Linked DNA regions of Homo sapiens: region 2 is linked to region 1. A link is a loop called in an ENCODE intact Hi-C map of the cell type or tissue named here. Cell type or tissue: PC-3. All regions are shown on one strand. Links, peaks and the distances in the headings refer to the core of each region. The heading gives the core; the rest is flanking DNA. Region 1 overlaps NRP1 (neuropilin 1). Region 2 overlaps PARD3 (par-3 family cell polarity regulator).

Region 1 (4,398 bases), core at 79-4,078:
TGGTGTGCACCTGTAATCCCAGCTACTCGGGAGGCTGAGGCAGAAGAATTGCTTGAACCTGGGAGGCGGAGGTTGCAGTGAGCCGAGATTGCTCCACTGAACTCCAGCCTGGGTGACAAGAGCAAAACTCTGTCTCAAAAAAAAAAAAAAAAAAAGTCTAACCTCACCACCCTATTTAAAATTTCAACCTATACCTCCCCACTCCCAACTTCTCATCCCTTGACTCTGCTGTACTTTTTCTTGCTTTCATTTGGGGAGATTTGTTTATAGCACTTCTCACCTTCTAACATTTCATGCACATAATTCATTTATTTGTAACGTGCATTGTTTATTGTTTCCTTCTACCTGGCAGAAGAGAAACTCCAAAGGGCAGCATCTTTCATTGTTTTGCTTACCCTGTGGCTAGGATGGTGCCTGGTACATGACAGATGCTCAGGAAATATTTTTTAGGTATATGAATGCATAGGTCAATGACTATAAATGATGTATTGAGGTGACTCAAATTCCCTAAGATGAAAAATCTGTAGAGAATGTACAGGGAACCTGTCTAAATTAGGAATGCCCAAACATTCTCGTTCCTTTTCCAAATTTTTGTTTTGTAGCATAACGGATGCATAGTTTAGCCTTAAAATTTTATTAAGTACTCAACCTCTCAGGTCCTTGGTCTCTGCATTTATAAAATGAGTGGTTTGATGTAATGGAATTACTAAGAGCCCATCCTCTTACAATCTGTGAATTAATGATGAGTAGCCAGGTCAGTGGATGAGCAAAATAGTTTAGAGAGAAAAACTATGTGTTTGTCTCAATTATATCACAAAAATAGCTAAAAGAACCTTTTGTAATCTTTCATGGCCTCAGCTTCTTATCTATAAAATGAAGGAATTGGACTAGATAATTACTAAGGTCTTCTTGAGCTCAAATATTTCATCACTGCTCTGAATATAGAGAGTTTTGCTTTGTTTTCCAGTGTCCTTTTGAGGTTTTTTTTAATGATTCATGTATCATGAGACTTGTAAAAGAATACTGGTGCCCTTCCTCCAGAACCTTCCCTTTTTGGGGTGCTTCCTGTCATTCTTACCATCAGGGAATCCATCCCAGATTTCTAGCCGGTCGTAGCGACAGAACATCCCCCCTGGAGGATTTGAGTCAGGCTCCAGGTCAAAGCTTTCAAATTCCAGGATAATCTCTGACATCTTTGGCACAAAGACAATATAAGTGCATTCAAGGCTGTTGGGATATTTTTCAGGGAATCCGGGGGACTTTATCACTCCACTAGGTGTTGTGTAGTTCTGGGAACATTCAGGACCTATGAGTAGAAGAGAAAAAGGAGTAAAGTGAAAATCCCACTTAAACAACTTCCCCAAGAAATAACCTGGGTAAAGACAGAACATCTTTCTAATAAAAGCCCGCCAGTATAACCACTGTTCTAATCATGTATTAGTCAGCCTTTTCATATTAGTAAAATGGGTATGGAAAGTCAAGTTCAGATTTATTGTGTTAACCTTAGCTTTCCATTTGTATGGAGCAATTTAAAGACTTCTGCTGTTGCAGGGAAAAATATGACAAATATAAAATCATGTGGGAACAATGAATGAGTAAGCTGCAGAAATCTCAACAGAGCCCTAGAGAAATAATTATGGCCCCTTCAAGCTTAAACCTTTAAATCTTGAGGCTGACAGCCCTTTATTGGTGAAATAGAACATTTATAAAGGCGAGGGAGAGAATTCAGTGGAGGCAGTTTGGGTTTCAGATTCCTACACCAGTGACTCAGTAACTCTGCCAGATGTGACCTATGCCTCTTTGACAAACGAAATGTGAAAGGTAATTCGTACATGTACCAAGGGTGAGTGACTCATTCTGAGTGGTGTTGACACAGGTGGGCCGGTAAAGTGTGGCTGTTAGTGAGGGCACGATAAACTGTGATTACAGGCCATGATGCCGGAAGTCACCTGATATCAATGCTGACATCCTAACCTTCCCCGAAGTATCAGACACAGTATAGTACGCCATTCTAAAATTGCATGTTAATAGATGTGTGTGTGTGTGTAATGCATATATTTATAATGTGTAATTTTAATGACTGTTCAGTACCACCAGGACTTTACAAATTATGGTGATTTGTCATTGAAATTGGTCAAGAGCATCCATGCATATAGTGCAGGTTGACCTTATGCCTGTATGAATGACTCCAATTTCAATTCATGGTAACCAGCATAGGGTGGTATTCACTACACAATTCAAAAACTGCCCTTCTTGGCCGGGTGTGCACAATGGCTCATGCCTGTAATGCCAGCACTTTGGGAGGCTGAGGTGGGCGGATCACCTGAGGTCAGGAGTTCGAGACCAGCCTGGCCAACATAGGGAAACCCCAGTCTCTACTAAAAATAGAAAAATTAGCTGGGCGTGGTCGTGGGCACCTGTAATCCCAGCTACCCAAGAGGCTGAGACAGGAGAATTGCTTGAACCCGGGAGGCAGAGGTTGCAGTGAGCCGAGATCACACCACTGCACTCCAGCCTGGGTGACAGAGCCAGCCAGACTCCGCCTCAAAAAACAAACAAACAAACAAACAAACAACAACCAAAAAAACCCAAAACTGCCTTCTCTACCAACATGAGCACATCAGCTCAGTCCCTGAATACCACCTGCTGCTATGATCTTCAAATAGCTACACTTAAGACACTTGTGAATCAGAGAAGTCTTTATCCTTTTGAATTTCAGGATCAAATCTGGGGGTGTTCAGTTCAACAACTCTTTTCCTGCATCATTTTCTCACAGTGGCTTGAAGGCAGACGTGATGGGGCCCCGGCAATGACATGCAAGGATTCAATTCTAAATAAGGTGCTTTGTTGAGATTGTTCTTAACTAAACATTCTCCCAAAGTGCCAGGCAACTAGAGGCGACTTATTAGACATCAATAGAGATTAAAGTTAACTAACTAGCAGGTCTCTAGTTTTAGTGATTCAGGTCAGGAGGCTGAATACCAACAGAGTGCATCTGGCAGCCTGTTGAGAAAACAAATCAATCCTTTCCTCCTCATGCACATATCGGCTATCCATGGATCCATGGCATTGCAGATGCAGAAGAATTCTTAGATGGGCCCAGTAAACCTGGTCTGCAGAGGTCTGACTTATTTGAAATACCTCTCAAACCTTCTTGGACGTGGCTCACCCTTCACCATGAGAGCTGCAAATGCTTATCTATTTGATTCTGGTTCAAAAGTTGGTAACGTGGCAATTCGCCAGGTCAGTTCCAGGTAGAGATTATGACATGTGCTGTATGGTTTATAATCTTAGTTTCTAAATTACTCTGGTGGCTTCTGAGATGACAGCGACTATGCTAATTTGAGTCATTTATCCACAAAGAAAAAATATATATATACATACATGATATTGGGGACCCTTTAGGATTTTATATCCACAGTGTAGAAACAGTTACCCTGGAGACCTCCAAACTCTTCCCTGGGGAAAAAACCGCTTTGGCTACATTCTTGTAAGCCATGGTTTATTAGTATCTGCATGAAACAGCAAGGTTTCATGCAGATACTAATATTTTCTCCTTCTTAAAAAGATAAAATGTTTCAGTTCAGATTAAGATTTATTGAGAAAAAAATGACAGGAATTAAGGTCATACTTTCAAAAGCAAGTGAATTTTGGTGCTTTCACTTTGCCCTTGTCATGCTATGGAAGTGATCCCAGGTTTTCTTGTGTATTTCGACAAAACATGGGGACATTCCATGGGGCGATGGACAAGAACTGGATGGAGCCCCAGGAGACCTGAATCCCAGTCCTGAGATTCACTCACCCGCTGTGTAAACTTGGGTGGCCTCTCAACATTTCTGGTTCTCAAATTCTGCGCATGACAAATGTGAGTTGGACTTTAGAATTTGAAAACTAAAATCTCTTCCAATTTAAAGATTCTGTAACTTCATATTTTGTCCACTATACACCAAAATTTGTTTTAATATTTTCCTTATTCACTGTTGTTTCAGTTTACCATAGTTGAAGAAGCACTTTCTCGCAAAAGGACAATGGCAGAAAAGGGGTTAAGAAAGTCCATGGTGAATACACGTGATAGTGTTTGGATCTGTGTCCCCACCAAATCTCATGTCGAATTGTAATCCCCAATGGTGGAGGTGGGGTCTGGTGGGAGGTGATTGAATCATGGGGGTGGATTTCTCATGAATAGTTTAGCACTATCCCCTCTTGGCCTTGTCCTTGCAATAGTAAGTGAGTTCTCATGAGAACTGGTTGTTTAAAAACGTGTACCATCCTGGCTAACACGGTGAAACCCCGTCTCTACTAAAAATACAAAAAATTAGCCGGGCATAGTGGCGGGCGCCTGTAGTCCCAGCTACTTGGGAGGCTGAGGCAGGAGAATGGCGTGAACCCGGGAGGCGG
Region 2 (4,398 bases), core at 139-4,138, 1.3 Mb after region 1:
CACATGCAGTGTTCCCTCAAAGAGAACATGGTAAGACTGGCAAATGGGCAAGATGAATAATCTCAGAAGCAAATGCGATGATGTAGTAACTAATTATTACGTAGACACAACAAAAAGGGAACTAAAAATCAATTTGTAAGCTTTCTGATGACTGAATTTACTTTAATGACACAGAGACAATACTAAATCCTTAATCATTCTCTGAGCCTTACTTGCTAGCATGGTTCATTAAAAACTCATTTAAATAGAGCTAGTGTTTAACTGGACGAGTAAGCAAAAGGATATATTTGAACCAATGATGTTTTGTAATCATAGTAATACAAACTATACCAATAAAAACTCGCTACAGAACAAGAATCTTAAGCTTGCCACTGGAAAACTTTAAATGTTATGCATGTGAGATTAATTCCACGCTTCATCAGCATATTAAGAAGGGTATATACTGTCTGATAAAAAAGACCTAAAACTTAGAAAAGAACACTAAAATACCATGAGCACATTAAAGACTAGCGAATGTTCCTACTGGCTAAGCCAAGAATGGCAAAGTGTGGATAGACTTTCTCGTACACAGTACCAGGAAACTTGACCTCAAACCCGTCTCAGGCTCTAGCCCCATGGTTTGTGATATTAGAGCAGTACCTCACCTATGGGTATATGTTCCAGCCTTGCCACTCTGCCAACCTTCCAACATATCTAAGAGGGAGTAACGTGGAAACAGGGGTCAACAGCATAGTGTTCTAATCTGTGAACAATTTAGCTTGACAATTCATATGTTTACGTGTATCCAGAAATGCCTGCATTAACAAATGATAAATAAGAGAATCCCTCAATAGTAACTCTTTAAATTAACAACACAGTCTGCAGTAGGGATTTTGCTTAAAAGAAAAAAAAAAGATTTTTTTTTTCTAAGAGGCGTGAGCCTCTGTGCCCGGCCAAAATATTTTTATTAATCAAAAGTCCACCAGGCATGGTGGGTCATGCCTGTAATTCCAGCACTTTGGGAGGTAGAGGTAGGTAGATCATGAGGTCAAGAGATGGAGACCATCCTGGCCAACATGGTGAAACCTCGTCTCTACTAAAAATACAAAAATTAGCTGGGCGTGGTGGCACACACCTGCAGTCTCAGCTACTCGGGAGGCTGAGGCAAGGGGAATCGCTTGAACGTGGGAGATGGAGGTTGCGGTGAGCCAAGATCGCACCACTGCACTTCAGCCTGGTGGCAGAGAGAGACTCCGTATCAAAAAAAAAAAAAAAAAAAAAAAAAATCCAACACCATGTAGGAAATAGATAGGTCTTAACGAGATAAACCAAAATCTCTCTTTCTCTCATACACAGACACACACACAGCCTCTCTAAACTGTAATTAAAAGACAACCACCACCAAAACCCACAGCACCAATCACAATGTTAAACGTTAGTGAGCAAGCAACTGGGGGTGAAATACTTTCCATCTTCTTCCTAATCTCCACTAAACACCACTCCCTTCACTCCCAGGCATAAGTCACATCCTGAAATCTCCCCCAGTCCCTACGCTGTAATAGTCCCAGGGCATGAAAAGCTGCCAATGTGAATGCACAACCCAGAAACATAGCAGGACAGTCACGACCAGGCAGGAGCATGCCCTGCTCTCCTGCTCCTCTGAATGTCTGCATCCACTGGTGAGTCCACAAAAACAGAGCTGAGATCCTTAGTGGGAAGGCCCTTCCTTTCTAGTCTTTCAGAGCTGAGATCTTTAGTTAGGAAGGCCCTTTCTTTCTAGTCTTTTTACCTCTTCAGCTAGCTGGATATAGTAAACCAGGGCTTGGTTCCACGGGTGGGGAGCCCTTGTCTCCATACCCACACACCACCCTCAAACCCTCCTCCTGCTGTGCCACCAGCAAGTTACGAATGTTTAGATGCAGGGAAAGTAGGAGTCCCACTTAAGCTACAACTGCCTCCTCCTACCAACTTGTACCGTTGAGCTCCCTGCTACAGTTCATATCCAGTGTCGTCAGAAACAAGGGTAATTCCGTCTCTACCATCAAGTAATACCATCTCACAGAACCGAGACATTCCCTCGTTGGGCTTCCTTAACGCATCACTCATTCCATTGTTGAACTTGTAAAAAATGACTCATCACTAAAATGTCTTGCCATCTGGTAAACTCTATACTTTATTTTTTGGCAATCAGTAGTGGAAAACTTTTCATTCTAAAATAGAAACTTGAAGGATCACTTCCTTAGTCCTAAATTTTGCAAATTATATTTAAAATGAGAAGCACTAGAAAAGAAAACTTGGCTGTGGCTTTGGCCAATCAATCAGAACTGGGAAGCAGTTAAGCAATTTGCACAAAGTCATGGAAAACTTCTCCACACAATGTTAGGTCTAGAGATGATGCAGCAGGGGTCAGCACATCACCAGCCCTGGCATTTAAAGACAAGATGGTATTTCCAACTCTAAGAACTAGCCTTGTTTCCAAGGCAACCTGCCCTTTGTATAGGGGACTCACTTGGGAGTTCATAATCCCTTTACCTGCTGACTTCACAATTTGAACAAGAACCTCAGCAATGACTTAGCTTCCATCTAAAAGCATCACAAGAAAAACTGAGGGCCGTTTAACTACTTTAAAGGAAGAAAGGAATTCAGATGATTCTATTAAGACATGGGCTGGAGTGGGGAGGGTAGATAGAGAAGAAAAAAGTGATTCAGAAAAAAAGAAGAAAGTAGAACTAGGAGTTGCTGCTTAACAGTGATTTATTTTCAAATTAAGATATATCAAACCCACCACTTCTGTTCACTTCAAGTTCTGAATGAAAGTCCAGGTGAAAATGACACACAATGAAAACCTCAAATTCATTCTGACAACCACAAACCAATATTAGCAAAAGATCAAAGTTCAATAAATTTATTTTGTAAAATGTAAGGTTAATATTACAGTACAAAATGACTTTCAGTTTAATTTGCATGCAAGAAGGAAGGGTGTGATTTTTAAATACCCACCCAGGGGCAAAGATGAAAAACTTCATTTTCTGACTCCTTTTTTGCTACTCTCATTATTTCAACACCTTCTACAAAGGAGAGATAACGGTGTCCTTGACATTAGCCTAAATTATCTTCAGTATGCAATACAATACTGATTAAATTAGGCTCATTTTAATCAACTGGCAGGTTTATTCAAAAAGTAACTAAATAATAAAATTCTTTTTATCAACTCTTCATTAGTATAACCTGTTTAGCAATGTTTTTAAAAAACTGAACACAGAATAAATATTGTGTGCCCATCTTTTCACTCCCATATTTGACAGGTAAAAGAAATAACTTGCAAGTTAAATATTTCCCCCAATCCACAAATTGCTTTAATACTGAAATTTAATGCCAATCTTCTGGAAGGTAAATACTAGTGCCATCTAATGGACTTAGTCAAGCACAAAGAGTTTAAAAATTTTAAGTTTTAAAGAAAATCTATTCTAAGGAAAGCCAAACCCTCTACTTGCCTTCATTTGCTTCCCAAGACAACGTCCACACAAGTGACCCAGAATAATGGAGATGGAGACACTTTATCCTGCGGTTTGCCAGGAATTCCACTCATTCTACCACCACAAGGTTGCTAATCATGAATGAGCTCTCAAGATGAGTCAGCCTCAAACAACTCACCAGCTGCGTGGCCCTAGGTAACTTCTTCACTCCTCTGGGCTCAGTAGTGATAGGTTTTGTTTTGTTTTGTTTTGTTTTGTTTTTTCCCCATAAATTTCATTTGATTATGACAAATTGCTTAGGATGTTTCCTGTAAGTAGCAAGTTTTTAAGAAATGTTACTAATATTTGAGAAAGTTTCAAGAGACTGAGGTAATCAAGAGGGGAAGATGAAAGACAACTAAGTTAAGCCATATAGACTTTATCCTGAAAACTGCGGGGTGTCATTAACACACAGCAGTTTAACTTGCATTTATTCTGCACGAGGTTTCAAGGGGTATGGAGAAGGACTAGGAGGGTAAACACTCGTAGCTCATTAGTCTAATAATGAAGAAGTCATGAGGGCCAAGGCTAATGGAAAGGTGGTGAAAAGACAATCAGGATGTATAATTATTCAAATGCAGAATGGAGACTTATTTAAAAGGACTTGGTATGTGGTGGATGGGTGCCATTATGAAGGAAAATGACAGATTTTAGGTGTCTAGGTTTGTCATTTGGGTGGTTGGGCAGAGGACAGGCACAAGGACAAACAAAAACAAAAGATGATGCATTCAGTTACAGGGAAAACTATCACATGCTCTCAGCCAGTTCCTGGGACACAACTGGAGATGGGAGTCCATGGTACAAAAAAGAGTTCGAGGCTAACTACTTGTAATTGGGTGCCGTCCACACTTAGGTACAATTGAAGCCACAGGTTTCATCCAATCTGAATGCGGATCACCCATGG

What was found. Peaks named below come from ENCODE experiments on the same cell type or tissue, not always from the same donor. Only the 100,000 strongest peaks of a DNase experiment are listed, where the experiment ranks them.
Region 2: it touches region 1 in a loop (3-fold over the local background); 1 of 110 quality-filtered maps calls a loop at or near these places.

The regions. Positions count from the first base shown.
Region 1 is chr10:33,262,568-33,266,965 of GRCh38, forward strand. It overlaps NRP1 (neuropilin 1), which reads right to left. Exons shown (of 17, transcript NM_003873.7): 4 at 1,079-1,306. Among named protein-coding and RNA genes, the nearest start is that of NRP1, 70 kb to the right of the region's middle. RefSeq lists an enhancer at 1,159-2,358. In PC-3, for the core only: no CTCF peak of the experiment used is centred there; DNase peaks (open chromatin) are centred at 484, 1,154, 1,844, 2,914 and 1 weaker place; H3K4me3 peaks cover 1,472 bases; H3K27ac peaks cover 4,000 bases.
Region 2 is chr10:34,524,842-34,529,239 of GRCh38, forward strand. All of the region lies in intron 2 of PARD3 (par-3 family cell polarity regulator), which reads right to left. Among named protein-coding and RNA genes, the nearest start is that of PARD3, 290 kb to the right of the region's middle. RefSeq lists enhancers at 1,159-1,914, 3,305-3,880. In PC-3, for the core only: CTCF peaks have their summits at 2,384 (motif pointing right) and 3,390 (motif pointing left); DNase peaks (open chromatin) are centred at 1,520, 2,050, 2,410 and 3,580; H3K4me3 peaks cover 2,787 bases; H3K27ac peaks cover 3,845 bases.